Regions from separate parts of the Homo sapiens genome. Here all the other regions are linked to region 1. The links are chromatin contacts, found by Hi-C or POLR2A ChIA-PET in ENCODE. All regions are on one chromosome and are shown on one strand. The core of a region is the stretch at or near the end of the contact, and the rest is flanking DNA. Distances in the headings are between cores, read along the strand shown. Region 1 overlaps ATG14 (autophagy related 14). Region 2 overlaps FBXO34 (F-box protein 34). Region 3 overlaps TBPL2 (TATA-box binding protein like 2).

What was found. A loop is a pair of places that touch in the nucleus more often than their neighbours do. ChIA-PET counts read pairs that join two places held with the same protein, here RNA polymerase II (POLR2A). Pooled maps may share reads with other maps.
Region 2: a loop to region 1 is called in a map of naive thymus-derived CD4-positive, alpha-beta T cell, with 7 times the contacts of the local background. The contact joins two enhancer-like sites. A Hi-C loop is called at or near these places in 4 of 168 maps with a recorded cell type or tissue (CD4-positive, alpha-beta memory T cell, PC-3, naive thymus-derived CD4-positive, alpha-beta T cell and 1 more) and 10 of 50 pooled maps. POLR2A ChIA-PET finds 5 or more read pairs at or near these places in 12 of 52 experiments (CD4-positive, alpha-beta memory T cell, GM12878, PC-3 and 6 more).
Region 3: a loop to region 1 is called in a map of endothelial cell of hepatic sinusoid, with 6 times the contacts of the local background. The contact joins two enhancer-like sites. A Hi-C loop is called at or near these places in 7 of 168 maps with a recorded cell type or tissue (CD8-positive, alpha-beta T cell, K562, PC-3 and 4 more) and 9 of 50 pooled maps. POLR2A ChIA-PET finds 5 or more read pairs at or near these places in 9 of 52 experiments (CD4-positive, alpha-beta T cell, K562, PC-9 and 5 more).

What each region holds. Positions count from the first base shown.
Region 1 is chr14:55,372,314-55,375,573 of GRCh38, forward strand. All of the region lies in intron 9 of ATG14 (autophagy related 14), which reads right to left. It also overlaps a transcript of FBXO34 not described here. Among named protein-coding and RNA genes, the nearest start is that of ATG14, 38 kb to the right of the region's middle. Within about 2 kb of position 1,643, at least 6 of the 41 ENCODE cell types and tissues checked have a DNase peak (open chromatin) inside an H3K27ac peak, as active enhancers do; they include natural killer cell, where a contact is called at or near this core.
Region 2 is chr14:55,331,120-55,334,447 of GRCh38, forward strand. All of the region lies in intron 1 of FBXO34 (F-box protein 34), which reads left to right. Among named protein-coding and RNA genes, the nearest start is that of FBXO34-AS1, 61 kb to the left of the region's middle. Within about 2 kb of position 1,697, at least 3 of the 41 ENCODE cell types and tissues checked have a DNase peak (open chromatin) inside an H3K27ac peak, as active enhancers do; they include natural killer cell, where a contact is called at or near this core.
Region 3 is chr14:55,428,943-55,432,358 of GRCh38, forward strand. It overlaps TBPL2 (TATA-box binding protein like 2), which reads right to left. Exons shown (of 7, transcript NM_199047.3): 5 at 1-32. It also overlaps a transcript of FBXO34 not described here. Among named protein-coding and RNA genes, the nearest start is that of TBPL2, 10 kb to the right of the region's middle. Within about 2 kb of position 1,274, at least 2 of the 41 ENCODE cell types and tissues checked have a DNase peak (open chromatin) inside an H3K27ac peak, as active enhancers do.

The DNA of each region.
Region 1 (3,260 bases), core at 393-2,892:
CTGGAGAGCTGCCTCTCTCCTCCTGGCACGCACCCACTAAAAAAGTTCACAATTTAAATTCCTTCCCTGGGCTCCCTCCTTTACTAAACCAAAGATGCTCTGATTCTGTTCTGTTCAGCTGTGCAGTCTAGGGGACCTCAGAACTGACTGCCAGGCTAAGTCTCTCATCTTCCCCAGGATCCCCCAAAGGTCCCAGTCAGCTTTTTACCACAGCTCACTCCTCCCTTCCTTCTTTCCCTTTCTCCCTCCCTCCCTTCTTTCCATCCTTTCTTCCTCACTCCTTCCCTTCCTCCTTCCCTCCCTCCCTTCCTTTCTTCCCCAGTCAGCTTTTTCCACAGCTTGCTCCTTCCTTCGCTCCTCCCTGCTCCCTTCCTTCCTTCCTTCCTTTTTACCACAGCTCCTTCCTTCTTTCCTCCCTCCCTCCAAGGCTCAGCCTGTTTTCTTCTTTGATGCTGCCTTCTCCAATCCTGGGGTCTTAGTTTTCCCAGGAGACAGGCAGAAGGGACAGAGAGGAGGAAATGTCCAAGTTCCCGGTGGACTCCGGTTCTCTGCGTGGAGAAACCCACCTGGCACGGAGCAGGCGCTCAGCTAAGTACAATGAAAAGCGACTGAATGGAAGACTCCTCAAGGGGCCAGTATGGAACAATTTTGGTTCCAATGATCAACCTACATTTCTGAGAAGCCACAGAGCAGGAGGAGAGGCCCCTGCGATGTTTCTCCACCCAGTGCCTCTCCCACTTCTAGATTAGAGATACATCACCTGCCTGCCAGACCCCAAGCTAGAGACACAGCACACACAACCAACTAGCAAAATAATTCATCCTATTTTGCTTAATGTCTTTGGGGAATTAAGATTATAAAATTGTTTCCTAATTTTTAGTTTAGCTGAATAATGGATATCTTTTTATTCAAGACCCTGAACCAGGAATACTCATTTTCTCATGGTGCTGCAGGGAGGTATTCTACCAATTAAGGCAACAAAAGGATCTTTCTAGCTTTGTAAAAGTCACTTTTATAATATATCCTATTTCAAATATGTGGGAGTGTGTGCATTGATGGACACAGAAACTGCACAAAGGATAAGCAATGGGCAAAATATTAATAGGTCAATCTGGGTAAGGGTGTATATGACTGTACTATTTTTATTACTTATTTTTTTATTTTGAGATGCAGTCTCACTCCGTTTCCCAGGCCAGAGTGTAGCAGCACGATCTCAGCTCACTGCAAACTCCGCCTCCTGGGTTCAAGCGATTCTCCTGCCTCAGCCTCCCAAGTAGCTGGGGTTACAGGCACCCGCCACCACGCCCAGATAATTTCAGTACTTTTAGTAGAGATGCAGTTTCCCATGTTGGCCGGGCTGGTCTCAAACTCCTGAACTCAAGTGATCCGCCCACCTCAGCCTCCCAAAGTGCTGGGATTACAGGTGTGAGCCACCATGCCTGGTCCTATTTTTATTTTTTTGTAATTTTTCTGTAAGTTTAAATTTGTTTCAAAAAAAAAAAAAAAAGTTTATCTTTTCAGAATAGAATCCTCAGTTGTGCCGGTCTGAACAGAAACAGGAAATCCCACCCAGGTTCCATGAACAATCTTCTCTACACTTTGATTCTGATGAAGCAGGTGTGAAAAGGGGACTCCTGAAGTTCTACTTCCTGTCCTCTGGCCATAAACTTAGATGTGACTCACAGCCTAATTGTGTGTGCAATTCTCAATGGAAAACCTGACTCAAGAGTAAGCCTACAGAAAACTTCAGACCCGCTACAAAAATTCACCTCCAGTATGAGTGCTTTTTTCCCTCAACTACCAGCAACGCTGGATTCATCGAGCCTTCCTATTTTTGTCAAACTGATGGTTGCAAATGGAAACTTGTTTTGAATTGCATTTTAAGTTTTTTATTATTTTAATGTTTTTTTTTAAAGAGATGGGGGTCTCACTGTGTTGCCCAGACTGAAGTACAGTGGCTATTCACAAAAGTGATCACAGTTCACTGCAGCCTCCAACTCCTGAGCTCAAGTGATCTGACTACTTACATTTCTTGTGTGAGCCGCATGTTTTAATCTTTTGTCTATTTTTCTAATAGGTTGTTGGTCTTTCCTGTACTGATTTGAAAGATTTCAGTTGTCTAGATTTTAATCTGTTGTCTGTTATAGAGGTTGTGGAACCTATCTATGACATGTCTTTTAACTTTGTTTATGGCAGCTTTCACTAGACACACTCAGAGTTCTGACACAGGAAGATGTCTAACTCCTTTCCTTTATGGTTTTTGGGTTTTGTGGCTTACTTGGGAATTCCCTCACCACCCTATCATTATAAAACACTGTCCTTTTGCTTATTTTATAGCTGTATTTTTTTAAATAAGGTTTTTTATATCATCTGGATTTTATTTTTGTATATAGAATGTGGTATGAACTCAACTTTTCCCCCATATGAATACCCAACTGGCCCAACGCTATTGAACCATTATCTGATTCAACGCCTCCTCTATCATAAGATTATATTTCCACATATACAAGAGTCTGTTTCGGGACTATTTTCTTCCTCTAATCACTCCACCTATTTGCATGCTAACAGCACTCTGTTTTAATTACCTTTATGCTATGTTTTAAATGGACCAACCCCATCCCTCATTATTGTTTTCAAAACTTCCTTGCAGACTATACTTCTAGTTGAACTTTAGAATCAGCTTGTCAAAGCTCCATGAAATACGATCAGTCTTCCTTTTGAGAAGTAGCCCTTTTGCAACACTGAGCCTTCTCATCCTGGAAAATCATAAGGGTTTTCCCTGCCTGTGGCTTTCTTTCAGCTCCACTCCTCATACGGTGTGTAGAGCCATTCAAATAATACATGTGGAATAAAAATAAGCTTCATAATTTTTATAATCATTTTACATATATTTTATTAAGATCACTGCTATGGAATTTATAGTTTTTGCTGCTACAGTAAAAGGAATACTTTTTCCATTAAATTTCCAAACTGGTTGTTGTTGGCACACAAGACAGCAACTGTTTTTTGTATGTTTATCTTTTTCTTTGTGAAGAGACAGGGCTTCATTCTGTCATCCAGGTTGGAGTGCAGTGGCACAAACTTCCACAGCCTGGAGCTCCTCAACTCAGGCGACCCTCCCACCTCAGCCTCCACAGCAGCTGGGACTACAGGCATGCATTACCACGCCGGGCTAAATTTTTTTTTTTTTTTTTTTTTTTTTTTACTTTTTGTAGACATGGAGTCTCACTATGTTGCCCAGGCTGGTCTTGAACTCCTGG
Region 2 (3,328 bases), core at 447-2,946, 41 kb before region 1:
AAATTCACCAAGGTTACAGATTGGGCTTCTATTATAATACCCTGATCTCTTTAGGCCCCACTAGGTAGTTTCAATTTGAGCACAATTCCAGTGTTGCATATTTGGAGGAGACTGGCTAGAAATTTCTCCCTTCTTTGTGGTTTTTATTGAATTTCTCTGGTAAAAATATATTAATGGCTTTTCCTATGCCACTCTCATCCTCTCCTGCACTGAATAATTTCTGTTCTGGAGTAGTAGTTTGTAAATTTGAGTAAGGTATGAATTATATCCAAAAGAAGAAATGTATTGAGGTTCTTCAGTATAGATGTAATTTTCTAATTTCTATGTTACAAATATATATGCAGCTATAAAGAGCAAATAAATACATAACACCTCAATATTATTTTGATATTAATTTGGTTAGAGTTTGGAAAACTAAATTGAGGCGTGATATATATATATACACACACACACATACCAACATGGTGTGTGTGTATATATATAAAAAAATATAAAATATATAAAAATATATATAAAATATATAAAAATATATATATACCAACATGGTGTGTGTATATATATATATGTGTATATATATATATATATGTATATATATATGTATATATATATGTATATATATATGTGTGTATATATATATATATGTATATATATATATATATACCACCATGGTGTATATATAAATATATATATATATACACCACCGGGGTGTATATATAAAAATATATATATACACCACCGGGGTGTATATATAAAAATATATATATACACCACCATGGTGTATATATAAAAATATATATATACACCACCGTGGTGTATATATAAAAATATATATATACACCACCGTGGTGTATATATAAAAATATATATATACACCACCGTGGTGTATATATAAAAATATATATATACCACCGTGGTGGTATATATAAAAATATATATATATATACCACCGTGGTGGTATGTATAAATATATATATATATTTAAATATATATATAAATTTAATATATAACTCATTCTCACTACTTTTCTCCACTTGAACTGCAACTGGAATCTTTGATCACACATCTTCTGGCTTTCATTTTCATTCATTAAATCAGGTTTGCTAGCACATTGGAGCATAGTAGGTGTTAAATCGTTAGTAAATGCACGAGCTCTAAAGTACATCCTTTTTGATTATCCTTGGGCATTTTTCTCACCTATACATTCCATACATAGTAGCAATAATTATGGCAAATGTTACTGTCCTTCAAAGTGTCGTTATGTAAAAATGAACTGATTTTTAAAAGGTCTGCCTAAGTGTGAACCGAGGTCTGGAGCTATCACCTCTTCATAAGATCCCAGGTAATGCAGATTAACTTCTGTTTTGCATCTGGGTAATGTTTAATTATTTGTTGATTATTGTAGAAGTGTTTTTGGATAAAAAGCTCTTTCTCAGATTGTCTTTTACTTTGCTTTCTAAAACTAGGAGGGAAGTATAATACATGATGGGACTGAGTGTTAGTATGGACATATTGTCAAATGTTTTCATAGGGAGAACTTGGTGTACCTCATTATTTAGATTTTTTTATAACTTAAAATGTGGTATGTTTTGAACTTTTAGTTTATCAGAAAATGTTGACTTTTGATGTAATGGCTACTTCTGTAGCTACGGTGATCTTCAGCAAGTTTCACTTTCTAAACTTTTATCTTTTCTGTGCAGTGGTTGCAGGTTGTGAGGTATGGAGATACTGAGGGGTACGAGGCACTGTTTGTGGTGACATGAGAGCCACTAGCGGACAGAGACTGGGGAGAAGGATTGATCAGCTGGCGCATTAGCCCCAAGATGCAGGTGAATTTGGGAACAGAAAGAGGGCCAAATGAGATGTTTGTGAAAATACTTTGTCGATTTAAAACATTCCTTCCAGCTCAGGTGCTGTTATGTTTAGGGAAGATGTGCGTGTTTTCTCTTTCTAGTGGGCTATTGTTAGCTACAAGGTGACCTTGCCTCCTGCTTTGAGGGAGAAGGAAAAAGCTGGACCCACAAGACACAAATCCCAGCAGTCTGTGGTTACTGCTGGAATGATTACTGTTCTTTATTTGTACTATTAGTTGTCTCTAAGATTGGTAACAGGAAAGTGAGAATAAGCTTACTCTCAGAAATTTTTGTTGAGGGAGTTTTGTATAATTTCTGACTATTACCACATTCCCCTTTACTTCGACCCTCTTGGTTTTGCTGTTTGCTGTGCTCTAGTTTTACCATCTAATAACCCAGCACTAAAATCTGATCTTGGGTATCAGATTCTCCTTTGTGGTTTGGTTTGTTAATAATTGAAGTACCTAATGGTTCTGGGTGTGAACTGTGCATACTTGACAATCTAGAACCAGGGAAGTGAGTTTCCTATTGAAGTAATTAATAAAACCTTGTGGCTCTTAAAAATATATAAAAACTGTTACACAGAAATAACCAAAATGTAAACTTAACAGGATATAGTTTAATTATGTTTTTATAACATAAACCTTAAAGATAGAAGTATTTTTAAGCTTGTTGGTGTCCTGTTCCTTTCTAGTTTGGGTGTGTAGGAGTCTTTTTTATCAGGAATTTTGTTAGTGCTAATGCTGGGGTGGCTTTTTTTTTTTAAATCTATGTAAACATGACCCTATTAGACAGCTGTGTTTAATGTAGTAAAGACTCATGGGGAGACTTTATAGTGTTTCTTGTTGGGACTTAGTGTCTGTATATTTTAGTATTTAAAGGATGTGGTTTGGTGCTTTGAAAATGAGAGGGAGGTCACCTAACTCATAGCTGAATGCCTGCGTGTCTAGATTGTTCCGTCCTGGAGGTTATTAACAACATGAAAGTTGTTTTTATTCTAGTTAAACTGATAGTATTAAGTTAAATAACTTTATTGTGGAAGTGTTTGTTTACACATGGCTGCTGAGTAGAATTTTCCTTAAAATCTGATTACATAGGAATGTTTTAGTAAATAGAGTGCTGGAAAAAAGCTGCTACACAAGCCAGAGCCTGTTGTGCTTTGCAGAACAGTAACCAAGATGAAGAGTGGCCTCTTTTTCTCCACCTTTTCCACCGCTCATCTCAGAGAAAGCAGGGCGCTAATCAGGTGGAGCTGCTTAATTGCATTAAGTTCATGGGCTGCTCAAGGGTTGATTAGTCAGACTCATAAACTTCCAGTTATGAGATGCTTGCTGACTGGCTGGTTTAAGTCCTTAGGGTTTGATGCACATTCACTCTAATGAGTACTTACATGTACAGGGCACTGTGCTGTGTGCCCTGTGATGGACACAGAAAAGAATAAGATTACTTCTATCTTGAAGACAGGGTAGAACCTGGGA
Region 3 (3,416 bases), core at 24-2,523, 56 kb after region 1:
ATTTTCTTGCTGCAAGTCGAGACTGCTCTTCACTGGGGAGGGGCAAATATGTTTAAAGATGTCTTAATCGCTACATCCTCTCAACTACTGGTGTTGTATTGGATTGTTACCATTTGTACCACGTTTATCTTTCAATGTATACTATGAAGCTGTAGGCTTTGTGAGGAGGACTTACTTCCCATACTTTCGTCCCTAGCACCTTATAAAAGGTCTTGTAAAATTGTACAGCTGTTGAACAGAATCATAAATTTTTGTCTTCATTTGTCACCTTTCATATATGAAGTACTTTTACTTTTACTTGGGTGTTATTTGCTAAAACGATTCCAAGGATTCGCAAAGTGTGTCCCCAGACCAGCAGCTTCACCTGGGAACTTGTTAGAAATGCAAAGTCCCAGGTTCCACCTCAGACATGCAGAAACTCTGGGGGTGGGGCCGAGCAATCTGTCTTTTAACAAGCCCTCTAGGTAACTGTGCTGCTCACTGCAGTTTGGGAACCATTCATCCAGTCTCAAAGTATGTCCCATTTAGAAGAGAACAATGGCTGGGCACAGTGGCTCACGCCTGTAATCCCAGCACTTTGGGAGGCTGAGGCAGGCAGCTCACCTGAGGACAGTAGCTCGAGACCGGCCTGGCCAACATGATGAAACGCTGTCTCTACTAAAAATACAAAAAAATTAGCTGGACATGGTGGCGGGCACCTGTAATCCCAGCTACTCAGGAGGCTGAGGCAGGAGAATCACTTGAACCTGGGAGGCAGAGGTTGCAGTGAGCTGAGATCGCGCCATTGCACTCCAGCCTAGGCAACAAGAGTGAAACTCCGTCTCAAAAAAAAAAAAAAAAAAAAAAAGAAAACAACAAGAAAAAATAAGGACACATGCATACAAAAAAAAATCGCATATAAGGAGGTAAGATATGTGCTGATTGAGTGGCACAGACAAGGTATCAGTTCTTGAGTCTTTATTGGACACACTGTCCAAAACAACCACATGAAAATACCTCAAAACCCCCCTTGTTTTGCTCGGCTTTCTCACCCAATCTTCAATTCAATTCAAACTCAACACAAGAAGGACAGGAATTTGTCCTACTCTGTGGCTATGTCCTTTAAGTGTCTGTCCTGCTGCACCCCTAAATTCATAGCAGAGCCTGTGGAGTCCTGAGAGGTGAGGCTTCATTTCTCCTTAGGTATTTTTCAACTGTTAGTGACAAAACAAAACAGTAGGTAGCAACACCTGCAGGGTGAATCAGGTGAATTCCACCCCCCTCATGGGTTTGGCCCTATTTTTAGGCTGTAAATCAGAAACACCTGAAAGAAAAGCCAGTTTGAACTTGTTTGCCTGGACTAAAGCAAGTGTTTGATTCTCTTATCCAGATCCTTCACCAACACTGCCCCCTCTTGGGTATTCGTTACTACATACATGTGTCACCTCATTTAATGTTGATTCTCCTCACCCACTTTAAAAAAAAAAAAAAAAAAAAAAAAAGAGATTGGGTTTTTGCTCTGTTACCCAGGCTGGAGTGCAGTGGCATGATCATAGCTCACTGCAGCCTTGAACTTCTGGCCTTAAGTGATCCTCCTGCCTCAGCCTCCTAAGTAGCCTGCAGGGGCATGCACCACCACACCTGCCTAAATTTTTATAGAGACAGGGTCTTGCTGTCTTGCCCAGGCTGGGCTCAAACTCCAGGACTCAAGTGACCCTCCCAACCTCAGCCTCCCCAAGTACTGAGGTTACAGGTGTGAGCCACTGCACATGGCCATCTGTTGATCTGGTATCTACTCACTAGATTGACTACAGCTGCACAGCACTGCCCTTGGCTCTCTTCACCCACTTCTCACTCTTGAAATGTCCTTAGCAAGGCCATGTCCCCAGGTTAGCAGTAAAATAAACTGTTTCCATTTTGAACTACATTTTGCCTAACTAATCTATTACATTTCCCGTAATGTAAATAAGTTCAAATTTGTTCAAGTTTGCATAGTCCTGTAGTTTCTTGGGATATCAGCTGTGATATTCTAAGGACACAGAAGTTTCTATTGAAACAACTAATAGTTGAAAGTCTATATACATGTTCATTGTACAAACATTAGAAAGTAGTTTAAAAATCTTAAAATCTCACCCATACTGGTGTTAACTACCTAAATTTGATCTTCTGCACTTTTCCTACGCAAACACAGGTATCCCTCATACTCTTGCTGTTACAACAAAAGAGAATAGGTTTGGATAAAATGTGGAGATAATACTGGCACCTCTTATTAACTAAATTCTCACAACTCACTATCCAAAACTTCAAAACCAAATATATTTGGATAAAAAGTATCTCTTATTATCTGAACTCATTATCCAAACTTTCACTATCAGATTTTAGGAATAAATTCAGATAAGAAAAGACACTCATGAATGTGTGTAATATGTGTAACATGAGCATATTTTACAATGAAAGTTGGATAACAAACACCATTTAGCTGCTTACTTCTCCCTCTGCAATCCAACTTAATACAATGTGACCATCCTTTCAGCTCAGTATGTGTACTATATGGCTAATACAATTTTACTTTATGACTTCAAATTGAAACCCTATTATTAATTAGGTTTTCCCTGTTCTATTGCTGAAATGAACATTATTACAGACATCTTGCACAACTGTCCAATAATCACTTTAAAATGGAGATTCCTGGGATCAACATAAGAGAAAGTCCAGCAATGTACTCAGACACATGTGAAGAACTTAATATGTAAAAACAGATTGGGGGAAATGTAGTAACAATGGATCCTTCAATAAATGTATCTGAGTACCGACTGATCATTTGGGAAAAATAATTATCTTACATTGAAACAAAATTCTAGATCTGCTCTGTCCAATTAATATAAATTCAGTCCCTCAGTTGTATTAGCTGTATTTCAAGTGCTCAGTAGCCACATCTGACTAGTGGCTATATCATTGCATTAAACAGTGCAGATATAGAACATTTCCATCTAGAGAAAGCTCTAAGTGAATCAAAATACCAGCTATCCTTTTCCTATCACAAAGCAGGACCTGAAAAAGACCAAAAAATATATGAAAGTCAATATTTGTATAATACTGTGCACAAATGCCTTAAGGGCAAAGCCAAATGTAGAAAACAAAGAAAAAAATGGGATAAAATGAGTATACCCTTCAAAATTTGTGTTTTTTAAAAAACCCACCATAGGCCAGATGTAGTAGCTCACGCCTGTAATCCCAGCACTTTGGGAGACCAAGGTGGGAGGACTACTTGAGCCCAGGAGTTCGAGACCAGCCTGGGCAATATGGGGAAACCCCCGTCTCTACAAAAAAAAAAAAAAAAAATTAGCCAGGCCTGGTGGTGCATACCTGTGGTCCCAGCTACTTAAGAGGCCGAGCTGGAAGGATGGCTCCAGCCCGGGAGGTGGAGGTTGCAGTGA